3 separate regions of the Homo sapiens genome follow, and all the other regions are linked to region 1. Evidence: chromatin contacts called from ENCODE Hi-C data. All regions are on one chromosome and are shown on one strand. The core of a region is the stretch at or near the end of the contact, and the rest is flanking DNA. Distances in the headings are between cores, read along the strand shown. Region 1 has its middle 380 kb from the start of LINC03000. Region 2 holds the start of MIR3142HG (MIR3142 host gene). Region 3 has its middle 22 kb from the start of MIR146A.

Region 1 (4,518 bases), core at 570-3,069:
GTATGGCCTCAAAGCTGAGAGTGAAGTGTGCAAAGATGAGCCAGAGAGTACAAACGACTTTCCAAAGGACTTCAGAAATGGGAGAAGCATCGTAGACCGGGACAATGGCACAGAGGAGGGAAGAAAGACAGATGGCCCCCAAACAGCACCTTTAAAAACACTTTTTAAATTCAAAGTGATTAAGAAATGAACACCCATATTACCCATAGTGGTTATCTTTAAAAATGGGACACTGTTAAGATAATCCTATCAAAGGATTAAGAAATAGCAATATAGAGATAGGAGGAATCCAATCAAAGATTAAAGTGTGATGTCCAAGAGATATGTCAGCATTTCCAGGGGGTATACAATGGTGTACTAGTTTCTTCTGAGGGTAATAGATACTACACAAAAACAAAAAATATGAAAAGGGGTAAGTTAAATGTTGTTGAACAGATTTCTTCACTGTCAAGAGTATTCAGAGGAAATGTGCATTGTGAAACTCCAAAAGGGAGGTGTGTGATACATGCATGTCTGTTCCTCCCTCATCACCCCTACTTTTCCTTTTGGGAGCAAAATGCTGCTTGCACTGGGATTTTTTTTATCAGAGCGTTCAGTTCATACCACCCTTTTCTAAACTAGTAGATATGGCTGCTCCCTCAGGGTAGTATGTAGATTAGTTTTATAGGGCCTTTCTATGGGAAAGAAAGGGTTTCAGCAGGGCATGTATAGGAGGGGCTTCTCTGGTGCTTGCATAGTGGCCTTACATGTTTCTTCATACATCTCATGTAACATAATGAAATTTTAAATCCCCATCCTTGGGTATGATCTTTAGCATTAAAATGAGGGAGGGGTAACTTTAAGTTGAACTGCGCAGACAGGACCCTGGAGCAGTCCCTAACCCGCTAAACCAGGGACTTGAGGTTAATGGCTTCTTGGGTCTTTTGTTGCTGATTGGCTGGAAGTTGGGTAAGCTACAGCTTGGGTAAGAGGCTTGTTCCTTCTCCTCTAAACCACAGCAAAACAGGAAACCAGACAGCCTGCCTGTCTCAAAATGACCCAGTGTAGGCAAATCAGGTTCTCCCTCTGAGGAATGTGCCACTTTTAGCAGATGGACACAGAGGTAAAACTTAGGGCCATGAAGCATCACTACTTTATTCCTGCTAAGGGGTTCCCCTTCCTTCCCAGGGCCTAGAGGTTCAGGCCTCCTTCAGTGCTCTGAGCTGCCACATATCCTTCCACAGAATTCCACTCAGGCTTGGTAGCCAGAGATCCTTTGTTTGTAATCAAATCACTCTGAGGACAGCAACTTGCAACACTTCACAAATACATTTGAGGAAGGATTTGTTTTGTTTTTTTGGCAAAATAACCCTCTGAATGGGTTATCTGCAGAACACACGCTGCTCTAGGTAATAATAGAGGTCTTTTGTAACATACTAAGGGGACATAAACTGTCCTGGATGCTTATATTTGCTCATTGAAAATCACCAACTAAGGAACAATAATGCATCCCTCTCTATGTGTTTATGCCATAGAGAGGGTTGATATGGCCTTGCTAGCGATGGTGAAGCCACCACACAAAGGCACTGTATTGGCACTAAAACGATCGAGGGTCACAGGACTCCTACTCTGGGGAGAAATGTAATGTCCTTAGTGAAGCATAGAATTTACCAGGGTGTCATATTTCAAACTGACTGCAAAAGGGAACCTTGAGCTTACCACAAGGCTAGAGCTTCCTGGAGAGCAATTAGGCTGGTTTACAGAGCAATCTCCCTCACTCTAGAAGTGATACCGGACGGGGGGCAGGGAAGTGCTGGGTAGAGAAGGGTGGGGTCCCTGGTGAGGGCTCCACCCTCAGATCTGTGCCCACGGACCTAAATGAGGACAGGCATTTCTGTTTCTGTGCCCAAAATGTTGCCTTTTCGCCCACCACACCCACTATCCTGTGCCCATAAAAACCCTGGACCGTAGCAGGCACACACACAGGCGGCTGGACATTGAGAGGAGCAGAAGAACACACCAGCAGACACCGGCAGGCCAGTGATGGCCGAACAACGTGGATGCCAATTCAGCCAGGGGCATCTGGAGGAGAGTTTGGCCGCTGGGCAGGATCGACTCCAGGGGAAGAGCACCTTCCCACCCCATCCCCCTTCTGGCTCCCCATCCATCTCACTGGGAGCTACCCTCACCACTCAATAAAATCTTGCACTCATTCTCCAAGCCCCCGTGTGATCCGATTTTTCCAGTACACAAGGGAAAGAACCCAGGATACAGAAAGCCCTCTGTCCTTGTGGTAAGGAAGAGGGTCTAATTGAGCTGATTAACACAAGCTACCTGCAGATGGCAAGGCTGAAAGAGCACACTGTAACACACGCCCACTGGGGCTTCAGGAGCTGTGAACACTCAACCCTAGATGTTGCCATGGGGTCGGAGTCCAAAAACACTCCCCACCATCTGCTCATCTGCAAGTTGCCCCTAGGGCTTTGAGCACCAGGGCACTGAAGAAACCGGCCACACCCCTGCCACTACACGCCCTGTGAGGGAGATAAGGGAACTCTCCTGTTTCAGCAGGGTGTGGAGGGATGGGGGAAGGAGCGCTCATAAGTCTCCTCCCAAAGCCTAGCAATGGAGTGGGATGTTGGTATGTATATTTTTAGAGAGAAAAACAGCTTTTAAATTATATTCATTTAAGAAAAGTAAAATACTCTAATGTAGAGGCAAAACAAAGAAATATCCTTTTACAGGAAATGGGGGCTGGGGGACAAGTGAAAAGAAGGAATAGAAAGATGCTAAAAGCACATACCTAAATCATGTTAACTCTATCTTTGTGTTTCTACACAATTTCTGGAATGACAGGTACATGAACAGCAATAGCAGTAATATTCACAATAGTAATAGCAAATATTAATACTATGATTTGGGTCGTATTCTATTTACATTACAAACCATTATCCCCAACTACACAGATGACAAAACTGAGGCATGAAAGTAGATTAACTGTCCACAAGCCTGCCTCTTTAACAAATTAACTTCCCCATAGCTAATTATCTTACCCTAAACTAATTGTCTTCTTCTCTACCACACAAAAACATGCAAACATGATATAACTTAGAGTGATCATAGTGATAAAAGAAAGTTGTATATAGGCATATATATGTATGTATACGTATATATACATACATATATATACATATCCACACATATCCAAAAGGCTGCATGAAGAAGAAGGAATAATACAATGAATAATAAATGGACTGAGGCCCTAAAGGGGCGAGAAATGAGAGATAAAGACAGACTTACAGAACGCTTGGGAATACATCTTTCTCTTAGCCTGGAGGACAGTAAGAAGAGAGAAAATAAATGTTTTGTGGTAGATATTGGCAATTCATGCCCAAAAGCTTTTCTCGGAGAGACATAATGCAAGGCAATGTGGAAAAAAACAAAAAGGATGTTTTTAATCTGTTTATTTTTTTTAGTCTATTGGCCTGGATTAGCACTTTTTTTTCTAAAAACCCATCCATTATCTCTGTAGGATATGGATATTTATCCATGGTAGAAGTTAAATTGATGTTTATGGAGCAAATCAATTGTGTGTGTTTGCACTCTAACTAACAGCTCTTTCCAGCTTTCGCAGGAATATTTTTACAAACTTTACAGTTTCATTATGAACATTCTGTTTATTCAGACTGTGTGAAGATTTCCAATGCATTTGTTCTACTTGTATTCTAAAGTCCTGAAGACTGTTTCAAAATTATAAATCATTTGGGTCCCAAACTCAGATGACGCCAGAGTCTGGGCAAATAGCATAAGTGAATGAAGCAATCTGCATGTAAAAAAAAAAGATATGGCTAGTTTGTTGTGCCTCTTGTGGCCGCTTTTCATAAAGGCATGGGTACAGAATATAATTTAAGGAAAGTTACAGCAAAAGTGCCCTGATAATGACAAACCATCATTGGTCCTAGTCTCAGAGAAATAATAAGGAGGGGGTAGGTATTATCACAAATTGGCAAATTTATGATCATCTAAAGCTGGTAGCTGCTACCCAGACTTACCCATTGTTGCCACATATGAAATGTGATAAAATGTGGTAGATGACAAAAATGACCCTCCCCACTCTTTCTGTATCTAAGCAATGTAATTATGCAGTAACTTCATACTTACTTTTGCATGAAAAAAAGCTAATCCAGGCCAGTAGACTCAATAAGCAGATTATAGAAGGTTGTTTGTTACCCACTGTTAGCATGGTAATAGATAACTGATACAGAAATTCAGATAAGAACCTAAGAAAGTGAAATCTAATTTTTAAAAATCAGCAGCTAATTTTTTTTAATGACATAGCTCAAACACAACCATTTCTATGGATCTGATCCAGACCACAGGCCACTATTTTGCATTCTCCATTCTAATCCCTTCATTTTACAATTAAGAAAAGACATTCAAAGAGATAAGATATATTTTCCAAAGCCAAGTAATTGGACCTCAGCGGTGTTGATTCACATAATATGGTCACTTTTTAAAAAACAACTTAGTGTCCTCATT
Region 2 (4,518 bases), core at 1,418-3,917, 3.4 Mb after region 1:
CAGCTGATAATGACGACTGTAGGCCAGATGAGTGCTGATTGCTACACACCAAGATTACCCCAAAATGGAGGCAGTGCATGACTCCCTCCAGTACCCCAAGAGACAAAGCTAGAGAAAATACTCAGCTCCGCATCCAAAACTCTGAAATTAACTTCCCCTGAGATGTGCAGAGTTTTATGCTCAAACTTCCAAAAAATATTAAAAATTCAAGATAGTCATTTTTCTCAGCATGAACTTGTGCACTCTTTTTTTTGTATATATACACCATGATTCAGCAATGAACTTGTGTTCTTATCTCCAACAAGGAATGTATCTAAATAGTCATATCTTTAAGGATATGAGTTTTTAGCGGAGTCAGGAACCTAGGAAAGAACTATACAAAGAGGTAGACAGCCCTCAGCCACCCCTTTGATGGTGTATCCATGCATTTGCATTGTCCTATTATCTTTTCTTAGAGAATCAAAAGACCTTTCTAAGATCTTGGAGAAAGAGTAACAAATAGTATGTAAGATATTATATCAGAGTCAGTCTGGAATGGGAAAAATCAGATGTGAGTCCCTACTGGAAAGTGGAGCCTTAAATCAATCACTTGATCTCTTTGAGTTTCAATTTCCTTAGCAGTCAAATGGATTTAATTCATTCATTTAACAAATATTTAATAAGTTCCCATTATGTGCTAATTCTACTGTTTCTACCAACCTTACAAATTTTATGAAAGAATTACATGAAATGACAAAAATGCTTTACAAAGTGTAAGTCATAAAAATAATTCATGTTATTGTTAAAAATAGAAGATTTTCTCTTGTTATTAAATAAGACTAAAGCCCAGAACAAAATAAGAAATGTTTGCCAGATTGTAGAACAACCAGAAGGAGGAATCCCCATTGCAGTTCAAAAATTGCCCAAAAGCTGGCTTTTAGGGACCACACCCAAGACTATAGATTGCTGACAGCCACAGAAAACAAATATTTACTACAAGTTGAGCCCAAAGGCCTCCACTGAGAACCTAAAACTACACAGAACTGAAGAAGTGCATGCGTCTGATTCCCGCAGGGCCTTTGGAGAAAGTGGGACTCTAGGAATTCAGAGATGAGAAGAGGGCCCAGGAATGCATCACCAGGAGCCATCCAGTCAGCTCCTCCCCGCATCCCAGGCCTGGCCTCACAGAATCCTGAAGATGAAACATCACCCACTCCACAAGCTAACAGTCCAACAACTCCAAACAACCGGCACGACCCCCAGAGTCCACCTTCTCTCTCTCAAAGAGCTTCTTGTATGGCTGCTTATCTGTTCCAAGGAGTACCATGCATAAGGACAGCAGTATGATTTTAAAAACAACAAATAAAGAGAAGCCAGTTCTGTCCAAAAACCCATTGTTAATAACGGGGATAAAGTGTCAGTAAAGCGCTACACTCAGAAGGGTTTGGGGCAAAATCAAAGCAGAACCAGGGCACACAAATAAAATAAAGGACACTGCACTTTGGGAGGCCGAAGCGGGCGGATCACCTGAGGTCAGGAGTTCAAGACCAGCCTGGCCAACGTGGCGAAACCCTGTCTCTACTAAAAATACAAAAATTAGCCAGGCATTGTGGCGCGCATCTGTAATCCCAGCTACTCTCGAGGCTGAGGCACAAGAATTGCTTGGACCCAGGAGGCGGAGGTTGCAGTGAGCCGAGATCTTACCACTGCCCTCCAGCCCGGGCGACAGGCCGGGAGCAAGACTCCATCTCAAAAAGAAAAAGAAAAAAAAGAAAGAAAGGACACTGAATGTGAAGGTCTCAAATGACAAGAAAATACCGTAATACAATAATTAAACCCATTGAGGCATCAAGAAAGAAAAGTGACACTGTTTGCCAATTAGTATACAAGTCAGGTTCAGTATGTAAAAGATTCTTTTTAAAAAAATAGAAAATTTAAAAAAAATTCTTACTATCCAAAGACAAGATTGAAATTGAGAATAGGAACACAATAAACAAAAAGTAATAGCCATAGTCTTCCAACCCTGAAACCTCCTAAGAGCACCATATTTACTGTCCAATATTTTCATGCTATTGTCACTGCAAGAAAGTTTATGACTTGCTAAATAGAGACCACAGTCTACAACTCCAGGTTTAAAGCATATTATTTTATCATCCATAGAGATTCTAAACCACTTCCTGACCCCACTCTATCCCCCCCCACCCTGAAAATAACAAAAGGTTAAAAATATGTCCCTTTTGAAAATGGAGCCACATCTTTACTAAAGCACTGGAAATATCTCCAAGTCACTGACATTTTTATATTTCTAGACCATGACAAAAGTCTCACCTACTTGATTCTAATGTCATTTCAATATGCCTTAAACATCTTGATTATATCTTTAATGTGCCATTTACTCTGCAATAATCCACTGTACAAAAGCCTGCTGCCTCTCAAACAGAAGATAAGTACATAATAAATCAGCTTGCAATGATTATTTTTTCCCAGCTCATACTCACAGCGAGCTCCTAAAATTTCATTTTATTTTATCATTTCCAATTCAGCCGCTGTTCTCCCCCTCCTCGTTGTGCTACTGTCTCCTGTCCATCCTGTCCACCCTTTGGCATGCCTTCCGGCCCAGGGTTTACCACTCCAATCGGCCCTGCTGGTGCCATCCAGGAAAGGAAGAGCGGTCAAGCGTCTTGGAGAAAGAGCATCTTTCTGGAGAGACTCTTATTTGCTGGGGTAGAGGAAGGCAGCTAAGGCCTATTTGCATATGCTTTTATTCCATTTCCACACCCTGCACGCTAACCCTCTCTGGAAAGTCCCTTCTAGATCCCTCCTCGGCACAGCGAGGGAGGAAGAGGCTGGGCCGGAATGGAAGGTTCCAGCCTGGCAGTGTCAGCTTCTCTCCGCGGAGCTGAGGGGGAAGCCTCCACCTTCCCCATCATGCGTGCAGGGTCTGGACCCCCGGGTCGGGGACCCTCTTGCAGCACGTGTCAGGAGCAGCCTGGTGCTTTGGCCTGCGCGCTCTAGAGCGTTCTGTGCAGGATGCGCCTGCTCCCCTGCAGCCTCCCCCGAGGAAGTTCTGGTCAGGCGCTGGGTCCCCAGGCTTCCTGTCTGTACTCTCCGCAGCCCCGCGGGGAAATCCCGAGAGCTTTATCGGCTGCCCAATGAGCCTGTTGGCTTTTCAAGTGCGCGCAGGCTGAGTTTCAGCCAAAACCTCAATTTAAACGTTAACCAAAAATAAATAAATAACATGTGTGCAGGCATTTAAAAAGAGAGACTGCCTTTGGGGAGAAGATCAGGCAGAAAGCTCCCTTGTTTCATTGCTGCAGATACACGAGGCCTGGATTTGCTCACCCTTTGAACAAAGGGATTCTTTGAACTGTAAACTGACCTGGCAGGCGGAACACTGAGAAATCTTCCTGAGCACCTTTCTCTGGAAATGTGAACATTCAAGGCAGTCTTGTGTGTCAGCTAAAGAGAACAGTCATAGCTAAATTTTAATGGGCACCTACTAGGCACCAGGCACTCTGCTAAATGTATCACGTGCATCATCTTCCCTAATCCCACAGCAATCATCCATAGCAGGTAGCCCGAATTATTATCTCCATTTTGTGATCCCCTTTTACTCATAAGGGAATTTTATCTTTGGTGAGGTTAGGGGGACTTGCCTAAGGTCACACAATTAGTAAGTGTTTCCATGGGTGCCCTTAGCTGCTCCTTTTCCCAAACTGGAAAGAACGTACAAGGCCTTTGGAATGTGCAACTGCAAATTCAAATTCCCAGTCGAGAAAATATAGCTTCCTTTCCTTGGTCACGTGCTCATGGACCGAAAAAGACCAGCTCAAAGGATTTTGCTTCCAGGCAGATGTAGTCACTTTCCTGACCTCCCCTGAAGGTTTTTGTTGCTTATCTTGCTGAGCTCCCAAAAGGTTTGTTTGAACGTCTACTATAGATAACGTTTTTAAAAGCAAATATTTATTGAGCAATTGTTATACACCAGACACTGTTCATAAAAACATGTTCTTATTTAATACTCCTAAGAACCCTAAAAAGCAGATACTATTCTTAGATTAGAAATGAGGAAACCGAGGTTCCAAGAGAGTCGAAACTTGCCAGAGTTCACATAGCTAGAAAATATCAGAGCCAGGATTTGAATTGAGGTTTCCTGTCCCCAAATCTCTGAACCTGGTACACTGCATTACTCTGCCTCTCAAGGGGTCCACATCAAAACTATTTCCTTGTGTGAGATTCTCTCCCATTGGAAGGGAGTTCCTTGGGGGTTTGGGGTGGACCCAGGTATCTGAGTGGGCTCTGGGCATACCTTCAAGCACTCCAGCATCTGCTGAAACCGGGTGGGTTGATGGAAGGGAGGAAGCATAAGGGTGACCAGAAGAGTTAAGGGCACTCTTAACACATCCCATGTTGTATTAAGGAGTAAGCAACCTATTTGTGAAGTTTTTATAAAAGGTTAAAAGCTGCCTAATTCAGTTAGCGACAATTCTGTTTAAAGAAATCCAAAATTATTTGGATCCATGAACTGGGGGCTAGACT
Region 3 (4,518 bases), core at 1,458-3,957, 3.4 Mb after region 1:
GAAAATAAAGCTCCCTCAGTATGAAGAGCCCCCAGAATTAGAAATCACACAAATCACAAATAGGCATCTAAGTGGGCAGTTCTCCAGTCTCAATCATCTTTACCACTTCTCTTCTTTGAATCAGAAGAGTCTTTTCACATCACCATGTTATCCTTTTACAAAGGGGCAATTTAGGCCCAGAGGAGTTTCATTTCTTAAGCAAGGTCACACAGCACATTAAGAACCAACATTGGGGTCCTCTGACTCCTGGGAACATTTTAAAGGACTCTTTAAGGTGAAATTCAACACATTATTTCGTTGTTTTATAAACAGCAGGAACCTCCCCCACCAAAAGTCCTTTTTTATTCTTTCTTTGCTGGCACCAGCATCTATAGTGATTACAGTATGCAGAATGAAATCATCTGAGTGTGTAGACGATGTATCTGAATTCAGACACGCAGAGTTTGGGCTTGGAATTTGACACGTCCCACACCAGTGCAAACCCTATCGGCTTATCTGGGTGTGCCTGCAGACTTCATAGCCCTGGTCTCACGCTTCTCAGTCCTTTGCCTTGGTGTTCCTGCCCTCTAGTGGCAATAAACTTTACTACAGTCACATTCACCAGCAGACAGCAAATCAAACGGAAGTTAGATTTGAGAAGTTATAGCACTTTTCAGGAAGGATAAAGGCAACCCACATCTTTCTCTTTAAAAGCAGACCTCGTTATCATGGGAATGATGTTTAGTCTCACACACAAAAACGCTACTATCTAGTCTTTAGCACGAAACAGATCTTAACTTAGGCATCCAAGGTCCTGGGCTGGAAAATAGATTATATAACTGACTTAGGGAGTCATGGGAATAAGGGGGCTCAGAGAATCTATAGGGCAGGAACAGAAAGACTTAAAGTGGCAAAAGAGAAGGACATTGGCAGATGGTGCCCCCTGTCAACACTGGCATGAATTAATTCAAAGTCCTGCCTTCCCCTTTTCCCAGCTTTGAAGGTTCAGTCCCCTAGTCCCCAACCACACCTCCCTTTGCTCATCTAACTCCTGCTCCTTCTGCCCATATCAGCTCAAGGCTCCTTCCAACTCTGAAAATGAGATGGGCCCTCGTCTTATGCTCTCATGGTATGGGGAAATTTCCAAGCATAAGACTTTTTCACAGTCCTTAGTTTTATGTATCTCTGGTTATTTTCATGTCCACAGTAAATTATATAAGCTCCATGAGCTTAGGCACTGAGCCTCCCTTTATTGACCATTGAATCTGTGCCCCCAAAACAGTGATTAGCACATAGGAGGCCCTCAATTAATGCTGTTCAATTAAATTAATAAAATTGTAAGTGTTGGTTGAATGTGTGACATTTGTTTGCAGACTGAACAAACAGATCTTGTCTCAATGAAGAAAACAGGCAAAGTGTACCTAGGGTCTGTCCACAGGGCTATGCAGAGCCAACTGTGAGCACTTTCCTTGTACAAGCCGAGGGTGGACACTTTCCTTGGACATCACCCCAAATGCTCACCCTCACCCTGGGATGAGTAGCTGAGCAAGGGTCTTCACCGTAATTATACTTTTTGATCATGAGCATCCATAGGCTCAGCTTTTGTTCCTGCAAAGGTAACAGAATCTGCCTGAAAACAGAGGACCGAAGGACAGCAGACAGAAAGGCTTTGAAGACACCAGGAGACCTGACCTTCAGAGCTGCCTCTCTGTGTGACCTTGGATGCTACCTCCCTGCACTGGGTCTCCATGCTTTCATTTGTAAAAGAAGGAGCTTGAGGTATGTAACATCAAAGTCGTGGCGTTCTGCTGTCAGAAACCCCAGCTGAAGCTGGCTTAAAGTAAAAAAATGGAATATATTGCTCATGAAACTGCAAAGCCATGGATTCAGGGTTGCCTCGATCTAAGATATCAAGCAACGTCATCCAAGCCTGGTTTCTCTTCTCCATCCATCAGTTCTGCTTCCCTTTGTGTTCACTCCACTTGTAGGCAAGTTCCTTCTCTGTGAGGGTCTCTGGCAGCTCCAGGCTTTCATCCCCTCAGCAGAAAAATAAAGAGGCTCTCTCTCAGACCCAGAACTGCAGCTCAGCCATACCTTTTGGGCCGTATACTCATTCATGAGCCAGTCACAGTGGTTACGGGAAATTCTTGGCTCCACATGAATCACAGAAACACCACCCAGAGGCCAAGCTCCATGACAGTAATGAGGAAGCACTCTCAGAATGCTGGGGAGGAGGTACTACACACACTGAAACAAAAATGGCACCCCAGAGTCAGTGATCTTTAAAGACTCTTCTAGCTTTTTTTACCTTGCCGTGACTCTGAGATTTGATACCAGGGAAAGGGAAGGGAGAATAAAGCCATAAACACTCTCTAAACTTAGTCCAACCTCAAATCTTTCAAAAAGCCTAAATGCGGAATAACACTCATCATCCATTCTGAAGGGGGAAACGGGGTGACAGCGGCAGCCCTAGAAAGCAAGTGATGACTTTGACCCTCCAGAAGCCACGGGGTCTGAAAACGAATGACATTTTGATAATGCCACTAAAATGAAACATTTCTATTTCACAAAAAGATGGACAGTCAGTGAGATTCATAAAAAAAGAAAAAAAAGAAAACATTATTAAACTTTCCCTTTCACTGCTTCTTTGTATCTCTGGTTGAAATGGAGCAAGATGCAGGTTGCCATGGTGACGGCTGAATTTTAAATAACAGGGCTCAGGCGCACTGGCTGCTGGCTGTACCGCCCCAGGCAGGAAACGGTTGTGGGGAGAGAGACAGAGGCTGAGTGAGAAAGGAAAGAAAGCTGCTGGGCTCATCCCAGGACACTGTCACTTCTCCAACTTGTTTTCCTTGCACTGAGGGAAAGGTCCAAGAATGACGGACTCTCCAGCTTCTTCATAGAATGAGGGAAGGTGGGAGTCCAGATGCATAAGAACAGAACCTCAGAAGTCACCTTGTCCCTCCCCTACCTGATTCTCTCTTGTGACAAATGGATTTCCCCTACACTTACACCCCTTCCCACGAACAACGGGCCCAGCTCACCCAAGTGTTAGATGGGACACTGGAAGCCTGTCCCTAAGAAAAACGTCCCAAGAGTTAGAGACACAAAGGGCAAGAGCCCAAAGGATTTTTAAGTGAAAGAGGAATTTGCGGTTCAAAGCCCAGAAGCTGTCAATTCACATAGCTGTAGCCACATATTCCAGTTCTGCTCCTCTCTCTAGAACCATCCAAGACTGCAATGGAGAGATTCAGGAAGTGGTGAGTTCTCCATGACTGACATGTTCAAGCCCACATCAGCCAGTGAGGAGCTGCCCGACAGGGGGCTGTTCAAATCGTTTCAGGCTTCAGAGAGTCACGGTCCTGCTGGGGCAGCTCAGAGAATCCATGCGGTAGAAGACCAAGTCTTTCACCCTGCACCCTTCTACGTTCCCAGGCCAGGGAAGAGGGAAACCAGAGGCGGAAGCTGGAGGAACCAGCAGCCGGGGAGCCCAGAACTCCACTGTGATGCGTACACGCTTGTGAGGACTGGCTCTGACAGGAGGTGGTCTCTTCTCCACTGCCTTCACTGCTGGTATGTGTGTGTGTATGTGTGGGGGGGGTATGTATGGCAGGCCCAGGCCAGCGCTGTTTCCCTGCTTTCTTAGATCCTTTTCTCAGAACTTTGGAGTTCCTGACTCTGTGTGAGAAGGCACAGGCAGGTGGCCTGGTGGTGTTAACACTGGGCCACTGTCCCTTCTCTTCCCCTGGCTTCACCACACGCCAAGCAGACCCCAAAAAGGACTTGTGTTCTCAGCCTGCCCTGTCCCTTATCTCCTGGCCAAGGTAGCAGGCAGCCAAGGCCACTCTTTGTTTGTCAGGGAAAAGCTTCTAGATGTTAAATAGTAGTAGTAACAATAATAATAATAAACACATAGATTTTTCCTCATGGCTGGGAAAGTGGCAGGATTACTGAAGCTGAACACGTCTGACACTTCCCCAGAAGCCAGGTGAGCAGAGGCCCCAGGAGAGAAGGGAAGAGCCAAAGAGACAGGGTCCCTGGGCCTGTGACCTGCACCCCTGGGACCTGTCCTGTGCTCCAGGCCTGACAGTCGGCAGTTTGGGACCTGGGATTCCCCATCAGTATTCCCCAGGAAGGTCAGGACCGCTGGGAAAATGACAGCATCTTAAGAAGGAGATAAAAGCCAGGGGAAGAAAAGGGACAGTGGCCCAGTGTTCACACCACCAGGCCACGTGCCTATGCCTTCTCACACAGTCAGGAACTCCAAGGTTCTGAGAAAAGGGTCTAAGAAAGCAGGGAAACAGCACTGGACTGGGCCTGCCATACATACCCCACACACACATACACACACATATACCCCACACACCCATACATACCCCACACACACACCCCACACACACACATCCCACACAAGTACACCATACACACACATGCATGCACACACACCCCTCACACCCCACACACACCCCACACACACATAAACCACACACACACCACATGCACACATACACATACACCCCTCACGCACACCACACACAC

The links. A loop is a pair of places that touch in the nucleus more often than their neighbours do. Pooled maps may share reads with other maps.
Region 2: a loop to region 1 is called in a map with no recorded cell type, with 8 times the contacts of the local background. The contact joins the promoter of MIR3142HG here to the enhancer-like site in region 1. A Hi-C loop is called at or near these places in 2 of 37 single-sample maps with no recorded cell type and 2 of 50 pooled maps.
Region 3: a loop to region 1 is called in a map with no recorded cell type, with 6 times the contacts of the local background. The contact joins two enhancer-like sites. A Hi-C loop is called at or near these places in 2 of 37 single-sample maps with no recorded cell type and 2 of 50 pooled maps.

Annotation. Positions count from the first base shown.
Region 1 is chr5:163,913,037-163,917,554 of GRCh38, reverse strand. No RefSeq gene overlaps it. Among named protein-coding and RNA genes, the nearest start is that of LINC03000, 380 kb to the left of the region's middle. RefSeq lists a silencer at 975-1,084 and enhancers at 1,436-1,982, 2,065-2,194. Within about 2 kb of position 1,819, at least 10 of the 41 ENCODE cell types and tissues checked have a DNase peak (open chromatin) inside an H3K27ac peak, as active enhancers do.
Region 2 is chr5:160,466,400-160,470,917 of GRCh38, reverse strand. MIR3142HG (MIR3142 host gene) reads right to left here and starts at 2,667. Exons shown (of 2, transcript NR_132748.1): 1 at 2,478-2,667. RefSeq lists enhancers at 2,563-2,722, 2,753-2,982, 2,450-3,086, 3,087-3,723.
Region 3 is chr5:160,505,005-160,509,522 of GRCh38, reverse strand. No RefSeq gene overlaps it. Among named protein-coding and RNA genes, the nearest start is that of MIR146A, 22 kb to the right of the region's middle. RefSeq lists enhancers at 620-699, 3,287-3,346, 3,828-4,518 and a silencer at 2,665-2,714. Within about 2 kb of position 2,707, at least 7 of the 41 ENCODE cell types and tissues checked have a DNase peak (open chromatin) inside an H3K27ac peak, as active enhancers do.